Linked DNA regions of Homo sapiens: region 2 is linked to region 1. The links are chromatin contacts, found by Hi-C or POLR2A ChIA-PET in ENCODE. All regions are on one chromosome and are shown on one strand. The core of a region is the stretch at or near the end of the contact, and the rest is flanking DNA. Distances in the headings are between cores, read along the strand shown.

Region 1 (4,143 bases), core at 1,065-3,564:
CCCAACATTTAGAGCTTTTATTTTGAAAAATAAAAAAATATGTTGAACATTTCAAGATGACTTTTCCCCTGAGCCACCACTGCCCCGCTGTGGTCCCAGGGAAGATGCCGTTGATAGCGGAGATTAGGGGAGGACCCCTGCGCCTCTGGCTTTAGGAAGGGTCTCCAAAGAGCCTAGTTGCCCCTTTTGCCCTTCATTCATTCACCTGCACTCAAGGATGTTCTTGGAGGTGGGAGGGCACCCACTTGCCGAGCCCTGACGGCCTGCAAATGAGTTCTCAAATCCCTCCTTTCATGCTGGTGGCTGTTCTGGGAGGTGGTCCCGCCATCAGCCTATCCATCAGACGAGGGGTTGGGGAGGGTCCCCAAGGCATACTTTACCCAGATTCTCTGGCATGGCACAGCCAGTACGAGGCCCCACCATGAAGCCACGACCTTCCCAGCCTCACTCTTGCCTAAAAGAACGGGATGTGAGGTCAGGGAGGGAGAGGGCTGATGAGGGGTCCTGGAAGGGCAGGAGCCCCCATCTCAAGAAGAGAGATCAGTGCTGAGGCCCAGCAGCAGGCAGCCCCACCAGGGACCAGGAGGAGGGCTTCCTCCTGGCGTCTCCATGCCACAAGATGTAAAATAATCCCCTCGGCTCAGAAAAACACATTTTATGGCCATCTGACTCACTTCCCACAAAGCTAGGTCCACCGCCACCCCCCAGCCCCAACATTTAGAGCTTTTGTTTTGAAAAATAAAAAAATATGTTGAAAATTTCAAGATGACTTTTGAACATAAATTGTTCCTTTCCTCACCCTCGTCCCAGGCCCCCCTCACCTAATTTCCCAAACCTTGGCTGCCAGAGCCACGGGAGGACCCAGTCCAAGTGGGTGTGGGAGGACTCTGGAGTCACCGGGCAGCACAGCCCGCAGGGCCCAGCTGGCGGATGCCTGACGGCCGCTGAGACGGGTCAGGGGCCCTCCAGGGAAGTCCAGGCTTTGGTGAACCTGATCCTTTGGGTTCCGGGTCCCACATGGACCCCTCTAGTGCCCGGCAGTCTCTTCAGGTCACTTCCAGGGATGCAGATAAAGTCTGCCTGGTGGCTCTCCAAGCACTGGGACAAGGGCGGCTGCAAGCGTGGCCTTATTCACTGAGCCCCAGACCTTGCTAGCCACTGGCCTCCCCAGCAAAGAGCAGGCCTGACCCCCATCATCCCGAGACCCCACAAGTGATGCGTGGCGGTCCTTTGATCCCCCAAATCCAGCAGGGCTTTCGATGCCCCCGCACACACCGAGACATGGCCTCCCAACTCCCTCTGACTCTTCCATTCCTTGAATTTCCCCAACAGCCCTGACAATGGCTGTCCGCATCCCCATTTCTCAGGCCCCAGGCAAGCCCAGACAGCACGTGACCCCTGTCAGCTGACAGAAGGCCGAGCTCAGATGAGCCGTCTGCCCGGGCTCCTGCTGCCTCCCCAGTAGCCCAGGGCTCAGATGGAGGGCCAGGGTGGAACGCACAGCCAGGGGGTCTCTCGTTCCTGGCACACGGTGTGGCCGCAGGGGAAGGACCCAGCGCCCACAGAGCTGGCCTCCACGCCCCACCTGCAACTGGCACCACTTGGCACCTTCAAGGCTCTCCCCACGGCACTCAGGTGGCCCGCCCCGTCATCTCTCCGCCTTCCCCCACAACAGCCTCTGGCACCTTCCAAAAGGTCTCCCGGGGAGGAGGCAGCCACCTGCAGCCAGGGTGGGGCACCCACCAGCACCAGCCTCCCTCCAGCCAGAGCCCCGACTGGGCAAGGCTCTGCCACACCTGGGCCAGGTGCCTTGGCCTGCAGGCTCAGACTCCTAGGATCCAGAATGAAACAGGTTCCATCCCTGGTTGCCATGAGCCCAACTGGGTCTGAGATCTAAGCAGGGCCTGGCACCCAGCCCCTCCACTGCCCATCCACTAGGAACTCATTCCAAGCTACCGGCTCCTTGGGGGATCTGTGAGCTGCTGAATGCTGGGAGACTGGGCTCCTGATACCGACCTCGTGCTAAGAGCTGCCCAAGCTGGGGACACAGGAGCAGAGTGTCAATCCACAGGAGGCCTCTATCCTCAAGGGGCCACCATCCCCGACAGGAAGCGCAGGCAGACCCCAGGCCTGTAGGAGCTGCCCCTGGTGACCTGGTGATCAGTGACCCTGGATCCTGGTTCTTGGGGGTCTGGACTCCCACTTCAGCACAGGAAACAGTGGTGAGAAGCAGCCCGGGGTGAGTGGGGTGACTTACAATCAAGGGCCCTGCAGGTTTGCCGGGATGGGCATGCCCCCTGCCAGGGCGGGAGTGTGGACTGGGGTCCCCCAAGCTGGCTAGGCCATGGGCATCAGGGGAAGGGCCAGAGGTAACCCGGACTTCCTTAACCACAAGAAAATGACTCAGCTAAATTGAGGAAGACTTCCGTTTCGGCAGAATATTTTTTCCACTATGGTAAGAGCTTTTCGCCCACAGGCTCCAGAGGAGCTGGGTACCCCAGAGGAGGGTTTGGAGTTTCAGTTTGAGTAGTCAAGGCTGGTTCTTAATCATCCTTTTCAAGAGACAGCTCTTGGTTTTCCAGCAGGTGGCTGGGTAATGGGAAGCCAAGCCAGGTGTGTGTGTGTGTATGTGTGTGTGTGTATGTGTATGTATGTGTGTATGTGTGTGTGTGTGTGTGTGTGTGTGTATGTGTATGTGTGTGTGTGTATGTGTATGTGTGTGTGTGTATGTGTGTGTGTATGTGTGTTGGGGGGGGCGTGCAAGTGCACATTTGTGCCTTGTGGACTCTGGGGGCCAGGAAGGCAGAGATTTAGTCCCAAGCCTTCCCCTTGTCCAGCAGTAGGCCTTGCCCTGGTCTGCAGAGATGACCTGGATCCTCCAGTCCTCACAACCCTGCCAGCCTGAGCAGGGCTGATGGCTGCATTCATTGAGGGTTCAGTGTGCGCCAAGCAGCAGGCCAGGCACTTGCCCACATTGTCTCATTTGAGTGCTCACAACCCCTGGAGGTGGCCTCCTCCCAGATATCAGTGGAAGTGCCCAGAGAGGAAGGCAGCAGGTGGACACAGCCACAGTGAACCGCACACCGAGGCAGCCGACACCGCTGGAGCCCTCTTTGTGGCTGCCCCACCTGCCCGTTCTCCAGCTTCCGGAGACGTTGCCCCAGGTTGTCTGCTGTAGCAACAGCGGCAGCACTGGGCTCAGTAAGGCCTGAGGACTTTTTCCCAGGGGCCTTGCTCAAACATCAGCCCAGGGGTTATCAGAAGCTGTGCCTTGCCCTGGACTCTGGGGTGGAAAGTCAGGCATTTTCAATGCAGCCCTGAGCCCCAGGCAGGCTGGGTGCAGGTGGGGTCTTCCAGAAGTGGGAAGCTGGAAGCCCCCCACTTCCAGCCTAATCAGTGTGGCGAGGGGAAGCCCCGGTCCCGGTGTGTGGTGGGGAGGAAGGCCGGCTGCTTCAGGCTCCTGCCTCTTCTGGTCCAGCCCAGGTGGGCTTCCTGGAGGAGGGCACTGGCAGACTCTGACCTGGACAGCAGCAGTGAATGCTCTGAGAGCATGGGAAGTGCCGGACGTGATGCCCCACACCTGTAATCCCAGCACTTTGGGAGGTCAAGGCAGGTGGATCACCAGGAATTCGAGAATCAACAGGAATTCGAGACCAGCCTGGCCAACATGGGGAACCCCCATCTCTACTAAAAATACAAAAAATTAGCTGGGTGTGGTGGCACACGCCTGTAATCCTAGCTACTTGGGAGGCTGAGGCTGGAGAATTGCTTGAACCCAGGAGGTGGAAGTTGCAGCGAGCCGAGGTCGTGCCACTGCACTCCAGCCTGGGTGACAAAGTGAGACTCTGTCTCAAAAAAAAAAAAGAGAGTGTGGGAAGTGCTGGCCCCCAGAAAGTGACTGCCTAGGCAAGGAGGGGCTGCTCCCCACCCCCAGAGACGCCCCGTGCCTGCTCCCACCCAGCATGCTCCAGAGCTGGGAAACTGCTCCTGCTTCTCAGTCCCCTGCCAGGGCAGGTTATTCCCTGGGGCCTCACACTGTGAGGGGAATGACAGGGTACAGGGTCGTCCTTCCCCCGACATGGCCGGCTGGACCTCAGCTCTGCTAGAGGCCCTTCCACATCCTGCCTCCTGCCCTGGGCTGGG
Region 2 (4,657 bases), core at 1-2,500, 120 kb after region 1:
TCTAGAGATTCTTATGCCTCAGCCTCCCAAGTAGCTGGGACTACAGGTGGGCATGACCACACCTGGCTAATTTTTGTATTTTTAGTAGAGATGGTGTTTCACTATGTTGGCCAGGCTGGTCTCGAACTCCTGACCTCCAATGATCCTCCAGCCTCAGCCTCCCAAAGTGCTGGGATTACAGGCATGAGCCACTGTGCCTAGATGACAGAGGGACTTTAAGCACAGAGAGGTTTAACATTCCATTTTAATCCGTTTATTTGCTGTGAGGAAACTCGCTTTGTCTCCCCAAGTCCTAGGAGAAGACAGCTCAGATAGACCAGCCCCAGGGACCTGAATATGGGCTGCTCAAGGACACATGTCTACTTTGTGTCCCTGGGAACAGAAAGACCAAGAATCAGGGATGCACGCATTCACAGCCAAAGGTGACAGTGAGATCGTGAAACCAGGGAGTATGCAGAAATCCTGGGGTGTGGGGCCCCTTGGGGGAACAGGGGCACAGCATGAGGCAATTGTGGGTTCTTGCTGTGTTGGATAACACATCCCCGTATCATAGAGCCACTCTGAGTTGGGGCTCCTCTCATCCTCTCACTTGTAGCCCAGAGCATTCAGTTGACATCCCCATTTTGGAACCCCAAGCTTTCTGTGCATGCCTCACTAGGGCATGCGTCTCTCTTCAAGGTAATTTCTGTTTTTTGTTTTGTTTTGTTTTGTTAGAGACAGAATCTCAGTCTATCGCCCAGGCTGGAGTGCAGTGGCACAATCTTGGCCCAGTGCAACCTCCGCCTCCCGGGTTCAAGCGATCCTCCCACCTCAGCCTCCCAAGTAGCTGGGACTACAGGTTTGCACCACCACACCCGGCTGATTTTTGTATTTTTAGTAGAGACGGGGGTTTCACCATGTTGGCCAGGCTGGTCTCAAACTCCTGACCTCAGGTGATCCGCCCACCTCAGCCTCCCAAAGTACTGGGATTACAGGAGTGAGCCACAGTGCCCAGGCCTGCACAGTAACTTCTGCTGTTCTTAGACACTCCCACCTCAGGGTTTTTGCATCAGCTGTTCCATCTGCCTGGACTGCCCTTCTTCTTCAAGATCCCCACTTATGTAGTCCTTTCTGTTCTCAGCTCAAACACCTCCTTCTCCAGGAAGCTCTGCCCATGCAATGTGGATGGGTCCCCCGCCTCTGTCCCCATCATGTCACCCTGTTGTGGTTTCTCCATTTCACTCCTCACAGTCGGTGGTGTGTTTGCTGGCTTCCTGTCTGTCCTTCATCAGCCCACAGAGGCATCAAGGCCTGTGTCACTCACAGCTGTGTCCCCAGCAACCAGCATTGAGCACAGGAAGGACTCGGGAGGGAAGTTCAGATCCTCAATCTCATGCTGGCCACATGTACCTTCAAAGAGAGCTTCCGGTAGCCTTCTGCTACATCCCAAATAGCCACAGTCCTATCAAACCCTCCAGAAATGAGAAAAGAGCCTGCAACAGAAAATGAAAGGGTGGAGATGGGGGTCAACTTTCCAAGCCAAGTGAGCCCAAAGCCAGCTGAAGATGCCTTGGCGAGGCACCACCTCATCTCACTCTGACAACACTGAAACCCCTTCCTGGAGTGGCTCCACGACCCCAAGCCAATTACAGCTGATTCTTATCATTTACAGTAGTCATGTTCTATGACAGGGGTCCCCAGTCCCTGGGCCACAGACTGGTACCAATCCATGGCCTGTTGGGAACCAGGCCACCCAGCAGACAGTGAGTGGTAGGCAAGCAAGCCAAAGCTTCATCTGTATTTACAGCCACTCCCCATCGCTCGTATTACCACCTGAGCTCGGCCTCCTGTCAGATCAGCTGCAGCATTCGATTCTCACGGGAGCATGAACCCTATTGTGAACTGCGGATGCGAGGGATTAGGTTGTGCACTCTTTATGAGAATCTAATGCCTGATGATCTGTCACTGTCTCCCATCACCCCCAGATGGGACCATCTAGTTGCAGGAAAACAAGCTCAGGGCTCCCACTGATTCTACATGATGCTGACTTGTATAATTATTTCACTATATATTACAATGTAATAATAATAAAAATAAAGGGCACAATAAATGTAATACACTTGGGTCATCCCGAAACCATCCTCCACAGCTCCCATTTGTGGAAAAGTTGTCTTCCATGAAACCTGTCCCTGGCGCCAGAAAGGTTGGGGGCCTCTGCAGTTTTTGCAGACACTGAATTAGTGAATACTGAACCATCGCTCCTAGGGGAAATACAGGGTCAGTTTCCTGCGAGCTCTGGTCACATTCTCATCAGTTGATCAGTACGTAACTTTGTTTTATGTGTGTTTCTGTTTAAAGACACCTTATTGCATATATACTGTTGATTTGTTTACATTGAACTCACAACCAACAGCTGTAACTCATGCCTGAATGGATGCATGCATTTTCCCCATCATAGCACTCTCGCGCTTAGGAACGGCAAACAGCACTTCGGCACTGTGGTTAGGGATCATTTTATTTGTTATTTATTTATTTATTTATTTATTTATTTATTTATTTATTTATTTATTTTTAGAGATAAGGTCTTGCTCTGTCACCCAGGCTAGAGTGCAGTGATGCAATCAGCTCACAGCAGCTTCAAACTCCTGGTCTCAAGCAATCCTCCCACTTCAGTTACCAAGTAGCTGGGACTACAAGCAGGTGCCAGCACACCTGGCTAAATTTTTTTTTTTTGTTTTGGTAGAGATGGGGTCTCACTATGTTGCCCAGGCTGATCTCAAACTCCTGGGTTCAAGCAATACTCCCGCCTCAGCACCCCCCCAGCACTGAAATTAAAGCTGTGAGCCACCACACACGGCCAAGGGAGCCATTTTACACAGCAAAATCACTAACAAAAAGCAAAAGAAAGCCCAGGTGTGGTGGCTCACGTCTGTAATCCCAGCACTTTGGGAGGCTGAGGCAGGCAGATCACATGAGGACAGGAGTTCAAGACCAGCCTGGACAACATGGCGAAACCCCATCTCTACCAAAAATACAAAAATTAGCCAGGCATGGTAGTGCGCACCTGTAATCCAAGCTACTTGGAAGGCTGAAGCAGGAGAATCGCTTGAACCCAGGAGGCAGAGGTTGCAGTGAGCCAAGATCGCGCAACTGCGCTCCAGCCTGGGCAACAGAGGGAGCAAAACAAACAAACAACAACAAAAAAAAATGGTGGCACTAAATAGACCACAAAAAGGACATTTTACCACGTGGGAGGTGAAACAAGAAGGCAGAGTGTTGCCTTGTCCAACCTCAGCTGGGAGGTGACTTAGATTTTTTGCTGCTCTTCACATCTGTGAGTGACCTTGAAAGTGCCATGAATGTTGACTTTAGGTTTACAAATAAATATCAGCAAGTAGGTGACTTCACAAATACAGAATCAGGAATAATAATGATTAACTGCATGTGATTCTTTTTTTTTTCTTTCTTTTTTTCTTTTTTTGAGACAGAGTCTCACTCCGTCACCCAGGCTAGAGTGTAGGAGCGCAGTGGCACAATTTTGGCTCAACTGCATGTGATTCTGAACCCCATAAAGCCAAGGACAGAAGCTGGCAGGGTGCCTCACAGTGGGACTTAGACAAGGGGTGCTGCTGAAGAGGGAAAGTTGCCCAGAAGCACCCTAGTGCTTCTCAAGCCAGGCCCCAGTGGCATGTGTGCCAGCTGAGGCCCCCAGACACACAGAGCAAGCCCCACTTCTCACCAGGATAGGGGAGCATATGTTTGGCTCCTGAGTGTCAAGAGCACCCACTTCCCTCCCTGGAGCTGGCTAGCCGCGGTGGCTTCCTGTCACTGCCCCCATTCACCTCTATGTCCCTTTATCTGGCAACAGCTCCCAATTTCCTGTGGGGAAACACTCCTTGCCTACTCTTAGTCCCTCTGCATCAGGGGGTTCTGACCCCAACCCTAGCTCTGCAGGTGGGCAAGTCACCCAGACCTGGCCAATCAGAGGCTTTCGTTGCCCCCTAAGTGATTCATTAAGAGATGGACATGTGTCCCAAGCTGAGCCAATGGGAGTCTTCCCTGGGACTTGTTCTGGCACCATCAGACAGAAGGTCTCTTTCTCCAGGACTGCCAGGGGCCAGAACTAGGCTGAGCTGGACCACTAAAGGTCCTCTTTACCTCTTTAATTTTATATATATATATATATATATATATATATATATATATATATATATATATACATACATACACACACACACATACATACATATATACATACACACACACATATATACACATACATATATATATACACATATATATACATATATACACATATATACATATATATACACATATATACATATATATATACACATATATATACATATATATATATATACACATATATATACATATATATATATATTGAGACAGAGTCTCGCTCTGTCACCCAGGCTGGAGTGCAGTGGTGCAATCTTGGCTCACTGCAGCCTCCGCCTCCCGGGTTCAAGCGATTCTCCTGCCTGAGGCTCCCGAATAGCTGGAATTACAGGCATCCACCACCACACCTGGCTAATTTTTGTATTTTTTAGTAGAGATGGGGTTTCACCATGTTGGCCAGGCTGATCTTGAACTCCTGACCTCAGGTGATCCGCCCACCTCAGCCTCCCAAAGTGCTGGGATTACAGGCATGAGC

What was found. Hi-C counts contacts between places; a loop is a spot of excess contacts on that map. ChIA-PET counts read pairs that join two places held with the same protein, here RNA polymerase II (POLR2A). Pooled maps may share reads with other maps.
Region 2: a loop to region 1 is called in a pooled map, with 10 times the contacts of the local background. The contact joins two enhancer-like sites. A Hi-C loop is called at or near these places in 2 of 168 maps with a recorded cell type or tissue (CD14-positive monocyte and DLD1), 3 of 37 single-sample maps with no recorded cell type and 10 of 50 pooled maps. POLR2A ChIA-PET finds 5 or more read pairs at or near these places in 4 of 52 experiments (A549, Caco-2, IMR-90 and 1 more).

What each region holds. Positions count from the first base shown.
Region 1 is chr19:33,278,987-33,283,129 of GRCh38, reverse strand. No RefSeq gene overlaps it. Among named protein-coding and RNA genes, the nearest start is that of CEBPA, 21 kb to the left of the region's middle. RefSeq lists an enhancer at 4,032-4,143. Within about 2 kb of position 2,314, at least 2 of the 41 ENCODE cell types and tissues checked have a DNase peak (open chromatin) inside an H3K27ac peak, as active enhancers do.
Region 2 is chr19:33,157,229-33,161,885 of GRCh38, reverse strand. WDR88 (WD repeat domain 88) reads right to left here. Exons shown (of 11, transcript NM_173479.4): 8 at 1,390-1,472. It overlaps LOC124904691 (a long non-coding RNA gene), which reads left to right. Exons shown (of 2, transcript XR_007067228.1): 2 at 1,231-2,115. Among named protein-coding and RNA genes, the nearest start is that of TRT-AGT1-3, 18 kb to the left of the region's middle. RefSeq lists a cis regulatory region at 545 and enhancers at 461-630, 974-1,383. Within about 2 kb of position 1,250, at least 4 of the 41 ENCODE cell types and tissues checked have a DNase peak (open chromatin) inside an H3K27ac peak, as active enhancers do.